Regions from separate parts of the Homo sapiens genome. Here region 1 is linked to region 2. A link is a contact called in ENCODE Hi-C or POLR2A ChIA-PET data. All regions are on one chromosome and are shown on one strand. Each heading gives the region's core, a stretch centred on a gene start or an enhancer-like site at or near the end of the contact. The rest is flanking DNA. Distances are from core to core; before and after follow the strand shown. Region 1 overlaps MRPS27 (mitochondrial ribosomal protein S27). Region 2 overlaps MRPS27 (mitochondrial ribosomal protein S27).

Evidence for each region. A loop is a pair of places that touch in the nucleus more often than their neighbours do. ChIA-PET counts read pairs that join two places held with the same protein, here RNA polymerase II (POLR2A). Pooled maps may share reads with other maps.
Region 1: a loop to region 2 is called in a map of heart right ventricle, with 2.4 times the contacts of the local background. The contact joins two enhancer-like sites. A Hi-C loop is called at or near these places in 17 of 168 maps with a recorded cell type or tissue (B cell, HepG2, IMR-90 and 11 more), 21 of 37 single-sample maps with no recorded cell type and 33 of 50 pooled maps. POLR2A ChIA-PET finds 5 or more read pairs at or near these places in 14 of 52 experiments (A549, AG04450, CD4-positive, alpha-beta T cell and 11 more).

Annotation. Positions count from the first base shown.
Region 1 is chr5:72,306,266-72,310,227 of GRCh38, reverse strand. The region is part of intron 2 of MRPS27 (mitochondrial ribosomal protein S27); the gene reads left to right. Among named protein-coding and RNA genes, the nearest start is that of MRPS27, 12 kb to the left of the region's middle. RefSeq lists a silencer at 1,527-1,816 and an enhancer at 1,867-2,116. Within about 2 kb of position 1,812, at least 40 of the 41 ENCODE cell types and tissues checked have a DNase peak (open chromatin) inside an H3K27ac peak, as active enhancers do; they include endothelial cell of umbilical vein, where a contact is called at or near this core.
Region 2 is chr5:72,250,771-72,254,909 of GRCh38, reverse strand. The region is part of intron 4 of MRPS27 (mitochondrial ribosomal protein S27); the gene reads left to right. Among named protein-coding and RNA genes, the nearest start is that of MRPS27, 67 kb to the left of the region's middle. Within about 2 kb of position 2,084, at least 2 of the 41 ENCODE cell types and tissues checked have a DNase peak (open chromatin) inside an H3K27ac peak, as active enhancers do; they include endothelial cell of umbilical vein, where a contact is called at or near this core.

The sequences.
Region 1 (3,962 bases), core at 563-3,062, 56 kb before region 2:
TTTGCTTCTTGGCCCATTCAGTGAACAGTTCTGGAAAAAAAATGAATGCACATACACATAAACATACATGTACACATATGCATATACATATACTATATATATTTTGCAGATAATGAGTTCACACCAATCCCAAGTTCATCCCTATGGGATTCTTCTTGCCTTGCTCCAGTCCATATTTGTATCTCCCGTCTTCCATACTGACAGCCCTGGCTCCCACTAGAGACAGTGTTTTGATGTACGGGACAGTCTCAGCATTGCAGGTCATCTGAATTCCCTGTTTTCTGTCCATTAAGTGCCAGTAATGCCTTTCAGTCATTGTGACAATCAAGACCAACTTCCACATATCCTAAAATGCTCTGTAGGGCCAATACTATACTGTTCTAGTGATCAGACCAGTATGGACTCATAGTTATACAGCAAGGCGTGTTCGGATGTGCCATATGTGAATTATAAGCAAAGTGCAGTGAAGTACAGATAAGGGAATGACGAATTCCAGGAAAGCTTATTAACACTTTCCTAGGTATGTAGGGAAGATTAGGAAATGAGGCCACTAGGTTTGGTGTCTTGGTGTTGGGTATAGTCAGTCACACAAATCCAGGGAACATTGTCATGGATACCTGAGTAAGCAGTAACTGTTTGCCAAATAATGAGTATAATAATCTGCAGCGGGGCAGCACGCAGTGGCACACGCCTATAATCCCAGCACTTTGGGAGGCTGAGGTAGGCAGATCAAGTCAGGAGTTCAAGACCAGCCTGGACAACATGGTGAAACCCCGCCTCTACTAAAATTACAAAATAGCCGGGCGTGGTGGCGCACACCTGTAATCCCAGCTACAATGGAGGCTGAAGCAGGAGAATCGCTCGAACCCGGGAGGCAGAGGTTGCAGTGAGCCAGAGATCACGCCGCTGCACTACAGCCTGGGCGACAGAGCTGACTCTGTCTCAAAAAAAAAAAAGTCTGCAATGAGTAAATATCACATAGAGACATTTGTTCCCTTTCCTCAGTTAAGACTAGTTTTCTTGGAAAAGCAGTACTAGCCACCATTTACTGAATTTTTCCTGCCACCGAGACAGCTGTCCCCTCTGCCTAGAATATCTTTGTATATCCTGAATCTCTCCAGTCAGAATCGATGTTTCCTGCCCTATATTCTTTCAGCACTTTGTGCCTTCCTTGTGTATGATGTGCTGAAGTCTGCACTTGGGAGGCCGACTTCTGGGTGTCAGTCCCAGTTCTGCGGCTTTCAGCTGTCACACTCGGTTTCTGTGCCTATAAATTAGAGATGATGGTAATGCCTGCCTCTCCGTCTGACATGCAGGTGCTTCAGAAATATGTGCACTGAGGAGTCCCTAAGCCCCTTGTTTTTAGCCCTCTATAAAACGTGTGAGGTGAAATAATGTTTTGGAACTCACACTGCTTGGAACAAAGAAAGCTTTTGAGACTTTTTCCTACTGTGTACTGGAAGGTAATTATTGCCGCTTTTTTCAAAATGGACATTGTTTTCGGTTTTACTCGACGACACTACTTGTTTTCCCTCATTTTTATTTGAGCGTTTGGGTTGAGCTACTGGCACTTAGCAGGGAGGCCGCATGGTAGGGAGAGCGCCCGTGGCTCCAGCTCTGGAGATGGGACAGTAGGTGGCAGTGTGGCCCCTGCGGGAATCCGCCGCCCCGCGGGTGGAACGCGGCGAGTGGGCGCGGGGCTGTCGGGTAGCGTGCGCGCGCAGGGCCGCGCCCAGCATGTGGAGCGCTGTGATTGGGCGCCGCCAGCCGGAGGGCCGTGAGGTGCTCAAAGCGGGCTCGCTGATTGGGGGACGGAGGAGGGCCGATATGAGGCTTTCGCCGCTCCCATCCCCATTGGAGATCGAGGCAGCAAGGGACACTGCGGCGTGTGGGTGTGGGCTTCATGTGCCAGAGCGCCGTCTCCCCTGAGCCGTGCCCTGCCGGGGAGTACGGCGAGAGAGAGGTTCTGGCCTCTCGGAGTGGGCTTGCGGTTCCGGTGCCCCCTCTCTTCGTCCTCGTGGCTGATTGTGCCAGAGAGCTCCTCGGGGAGGGCCCTAGCGTGAGGGCAGTTTCCCAGCGCCGGGGCCGCGGTGGACGCCAATGCAGCTGTCTAGGACCTGCGCCCGCGGTGCGTCCAGAGGGCCCCGGCGCGAACGTCAGAACGCCGCCCCGTTCCGCGCTCTCAGCAGCCAGCCAGGGCCGCTGCCAGTTCCACCGTGGAGAGGAGGAAACCGGGCGAGAGCCTCACTTTCCTTTCCGCCCAAAAAGCTTTCTCAGTGATTGCTGTAGTACCTGAGATTCTACCATAGGATCTTCCGCCTACATTAAAGTAGTCGATTTCTTCTTTAAAATACTTTTTTATTGGAGTATAATATACATACTGAAAAGTGTGCAAGTCGTAATATAGACATTGATGAATTACCACAAAGCGAGTAAACCTGTGTAGGAAGCAAGAGCATTCCTACCGCTCCAGAAGCCCTTATTGCGGCCCCCACTTAGTCTCTCCAAAGGTAACCGGTATCCTGACTTCTAACGCCACAGATTTTTTTTTTTTAGTGTTTTAACATTTGAAGGTGTAGACACCTTGGTATAAGGAGCCCCCTTTACCCATCACCTGGCTTCAACAATTATCAGCTCTTAGTCTTTATTTTATCTTTATTACTGTTTCCCCATCCCGATGCTTTGGATAATTTTGAAGGAGATCCCAGGCAGTAAGTCATTTCATCCGTAAATATTTTGATACAGATCTCCAAAAGACAAGGGTGCTTTTCAATACCATTATCACACCTAAAATATTAATAGGGTTGTAAATATCACGAAATATCCAGTTAGTGTTCAGATATCCCTGATACTCTCTTTCTTATTTTATTTTATTTTCTTAGAGCCTTGCTCTTGTCGCCCAGGTTGGAGTGCAATGGCACGATCTCAGCTCGCTTAAACCTCCTCCTCCCAGGTTCAAGCGATTCTCCTGCCTCAGCCTCCCGAGAAGCTGGGATTACAGGCGCCCGCCACCATGCCCGGCTAATTTTTGTATTTTTAGCAGAGATGGGGTCTTGCCTTTTTGGTCATGCTGGTCTCGAACTCGTGACCTCGTGATCCGCCCACCTCGGCCTCCCCAAGTGCTGGGATTACAGGCGTGAGCCACCGCTCCTGGCTCAGGTATCCCTGATACTCTCAAATTTTTTTTTTTATGATTTGGTTGAATCAGGATTCAAATAAAGCCTCGTATAATACAATTGGTTGCTATGTGCCCCCGTTAACTCTTTCTGAATCTTTTTAATAGAAACATACAGAAGTAGAGAGAGTAGAATAAACCCCTGTGTACTGTCACCCAGCTCCAGCAATTATCAATTCCCTACCAGTGTTGTTTCATCAACTCCCCACCTGTTCACCAGATTACTTTTTAACAAACTTAATTATCGGGGTTTTTTTATATGTACTTTGATATGTACCTCTAAAAGATAAGGATTTTTAAAAACGTAATTAATCATACTATTCTAAAAAACTAGTACTTCTGTAATATTAAATATTCCATTAATGTTCACATTTTCCCAAATGTCTTATAAATTTCTTTTTAATTTAGTTTGTTGAAATGTGATCTAGATAAGGTCCATACCTTGCAATGTGTTGAGTTGTCTCAACTATCTTAGTTTGTAAGTTTTTTGCAATTTATTTATTGAACAAAACAGGTCTTTTTTGGAGTTTCCCACATTCTAGATTTGCTGATTTCATCCTTATTGTGGTGTTTAGCGTGCTCCTCTGCCTTCCATATGTCTTGTGAAACTGGTAGTTGGAGAAAGGGGCTTGATCAGATTCAGGACTTTTTATTTTGTCTTTTGGTATAAATACTTCATAGTAAGTGTTTACTTGTGTCAGTAAGCACACAGCATTTGATTGCCCCTCTGCGAAGTTAAAGGCCATTCATGATCTTTACTTAGATTTGTTATTTCATTTGAAGCTGC
Region 2 (4,139 bases), core at 835-3,334:
GAAAAGAACAGTGGTAACCAGAAAGCAAAAGACCATTAAACATTTCACACAACAGAACCGATTCTTGAATGACCTGAATTCTCTCAAATCAAATTTTTAACTCAACTTTTTAGTTTTTTTTAATCCTTTGAATTGGTACAAAATAAAATGTACCTAATGACATGGCTTGTGTAATGTTACATCCCATGTGGCATTTGCAAGGAAGGAAAAGTTCACTCATATTTGCTAGAGGAAGTAGGTGCTATTATGTGCTATATTGCTATGGGAATGAAGAAGAGATCCTTGTTCTTGTTGTAATGTGGTACTGAATTCACTAAATTCTACCATTTTTCTCTTTCTAGGCTATGACTTTCCCCTCCATGTAAAGCAAAGGCTCCACATATATAATTCCAGGAGGAGGAAATAGTATTTAGTTTAGTGTTTAGTGTGAATTCCCAAGGATAATAAGGGGGTAGCTATTGTGTTTTTCTTTCCCGTCTTTTTTCTCCCTTGGTCTCTTTTTTCTTCCATCCCTTCTATACATATTAATATATGTGTGTGTGTGCACACCACCACACACCAGGAAGCTAGGCTATGGCATGATGTATGCTCCCTAGTTTCCTAGGTTTTGTGTGAACCGGCTATGAGAAGTTGCCTCATTAAGTGCCTTGGTTCTCTGCTAGGCTTCAACTTAGGTTAGGTATTCCTTCGTGCTGGTTTTATAATCTTGTGGGAGCCATTCCTCTAGCTTCTTGGCCCTTCAAATATAGATAAAACTTAGCTTTTTGAAAAATCATCAGAGCAAAGAAGATTTTATGAGTATTATTGGAGTTTCAATCTCAGGAAAAATTAAGCCAGATGCAGGGTCACCTGCCTGTAGTCCTCGCTACTTGGGAGGCTGAGGCAGGAGGACTGCTTGAGCCCAGGAGTTCAAGACCAGCCTAGATAGCATAGTGAGACTTAACCTCTAAAAAGAAAGAAAGAGGGAGAGAGGGAAGAAGGAAATTGCTGCAACATTACATAATTTTCTATCTTCTTACAAGAGAATTTCCCAAGCTTGATTTAAGTATCTTTCACTACTCAGTGTAATCCTGAGTAGTGACTTTTCCAGGAAAAAAAGATGTATTACAGTTTAAAGACTACATCTTAACAATATTTCTTGTTAACACTGAGCACACCATCCATATACAGGGACCTTAATATATGCATTTTGTGGTTTAAAATAATTTTGGCTTATCCTTTATTTAATTTCTGTCCCTATACAAATATTTTCAGTAAAATATTTTAGATTAAACAGAGAATTCAAAATATAGTGCAGTGATTTATTTTTGGCCTTTGTGGTGGAAGGATGTTAGAAGTGAAAGGGTTGTTAAAGATCTCTTCTCGCCTTTTGTCTTAGAATTTCTTTAATTTGAAATCCAGATGAGTTAAGTGTCTTATGCAAGAAATTTTATTTTTCCTTTTAAGCAGAGGGCTATTACTGCTGAAATATATTTGAATGTTTTATTTTCTTTATCATTACTTTTAGATGATTATATAATCCATTGACTAGTTTACAGATCAAACTGCCTGTGGAAGTGTTGTGATTAAACGTGATAGATTGATCATATGTGCTTATCTCTATTTCCTACAGAAACCTCCATAGATATGACAGTAAAGGGTAGAAGAGGCAAAAATTGACAAAATAAGAGACTGGGAGAGGAGACAACGAGCAAAGCTTGGAAGTTAGAAAACAAAAGTAATGGAGTTAGCAGAAAAAGAAAGCTACAACCTAAGCCGGCAGGAGAGGTAGTCCAGAAGCAAGGCAGTCGAACCATAGGACCCCAGAAAGCCTCGTAAATGAGAAGCAGCATGATTCCCAAAGTAGAAGTGTGAGTGGAGCTGAGACAGGAGGATTGACGGGAAGTCTTCATACAAGTTAGTGAAATACCCAACTCTAGCAGAGGAGTGGTTGTTTTCTTTCTGGAGAGAGTGAGCCAGAAGGACTCTGGACTTGGGTATACAAGGCTTATTTTACCTCTCAGTGAGGAAATTGGATGAGCCCTCTCTAGGTACTCTGACTGTCCAAGGAGAAAAGACCTATGGGGATTTTGGCGGTCCCCCAACAAAATAGCACCACCAGGGTACCCTGGCAAAGACATGAGGTGAAAGATGAGAACATGTTGTTTTCATTTCTACATTCCTCTCATAATATGAATTTCCTGCTATGCCAAATGCAATTCCATTATTCAGAGTGACACATTTTCTATAAAGCAGGCCATCTGAATGCAAGCCACCTACTTCTGGTGCTCAACAACAACCAAAAGTGTGTTTCAAATGCTATAGGGAAAACCACCTGTGTTAGGTTCACTGTGGGCTCTTAGGCTAGGATTTTAATCCCCTTCAATTTCACTTTCCTACTTTGTAAAAAGGGGAAAATGTATATAAAGTACTTAGGATAATGCTTGGCACATGGTAAGTACTCAGCACATTTTAGTTAATTATCATCATCATCCTCATTTTCAGTCACAGTTAAAGATTTTTCACAAACTGATCAGGGCAAAAGAAGCCTTCCTTCAGTATGATTTTCCTTTAAAAGTTCTAAATGCTCAGAAAAAAAAAGCAAGTTCTTTAGTATGCTACATTTTTTATAAGTATTCATTCAGAGAAATATACTTATGGTACAAGTATTGCTGATAAATTAGACTTTCCTATGGTTGCATGGGAATGTGAAAAACCCTTGAGATAATCAAAAGCTGTGGTCACTATAGCAACAGCTCACCCTTGTCTTTCCTTTTTTGAGCCTGTCTTAAATCAGAATCCTAAAACAGAGTTATTATTGGTTATTTGTACCCATAATTTTTTTTCAACATGAGAAAAACTATTGTATATTTGTTGTTCATAGATATTCTCTTAGCTTAGTGGCCTTTGTTTTCATGTGACTGCTGTCAGCTGCTCTTTCCAAGTTGTCTGAAAGAGCTGATGGTTCCATTTAGGTTGGGAGCAGGAACAGGTGCTTTCAGCCTTAAACTCCTTTCAGGTTGCCAGTGGTGGGCACGTGATGGAAAAGGGGGTTCTTAGAAACAAAGCTGGGTCAGTGGCTTGCTCAGCAGCAAATGCTTTGCTTTAGTTGGTGTTTTCCTTTATTTCCCAGCCTTGGATGGGTGGCATGTTCTACACAAATAACTACTTTCTTCTTCTGAGCTCTTGCCCCAACCACAGATCCAAGCCATGAGCAGCACTTAGCAGCTTCTCTTTTCAGTAGTTCGGTTTATCCTCCATAGGCATCCACACTCCTTAGCTGTCTACCTCAACCAGAGGCTAGTGGGCACTGAGCTGACACAAAGCTCAAGGTATAAACCCCATTGTATTATAAGAGTGCTTTGCTAATCTTGTGGAAACCAGTATAATCCCCATTGTATTATAACAGTGCCTTGCCAAGCATGTGGAAAGCAGTCCAAGAGCAAAACATGATAGGTAAATTGACTCCTCCTTAGGTCATCCCCTTGCTTCTCCTTCCTAGACCTTTTTCTGTCATAAATAAGATCAGAAACCCTGCCACCAGTCATCAGCCTGACTGGCAAAACTTTGCTGGTTGGCTTTGGGCCTCTGTGATTGTAAAAAGCCTCTCTGTTGTCCCCTTTCCTTCACCTTCCAGCTCCTCATTTGAGACTGTCTTGAGAGGAATGAGAGGGCAAAGGATTCTTTACCCTCTTACTGACCCAGTTCTTCCTACTGTATTCCATCCCCTCTGGCTAATGGCAGTCAGGTCTTTGCTGCACACAGGTACCCAGCGCTCTGCAAGTCACCTGCCGTGTGGATGGTAATAATCATAAGAGTTCATACTTAACTCAGTGGCCCTTAGAATGAGGCTGCTGCTGACTGCTCTGTCCAAGTTGTCTGAAAGCACCATGTGCCAGGCATTTTAATTTTACATGTTTTATCTCTTTAATCTTCATATCAATCTAGAGTTTTACCAGATAAACTGGATATAACTTTTACCGGTTAGAATCCTGAATCCATTTTAGAATCAGTTTCCTGAGGTTCTAACATAGGAGAAGTTCTCTCTGATGCTGATATCTTAACTACCTCTCTACTACCAAAGACAGTTATGCCTGTGATCTCGCCACTGCACTCCAGCCTGGGTGACAGAGTGAGACCTTGTCTTTAAAAATATATAT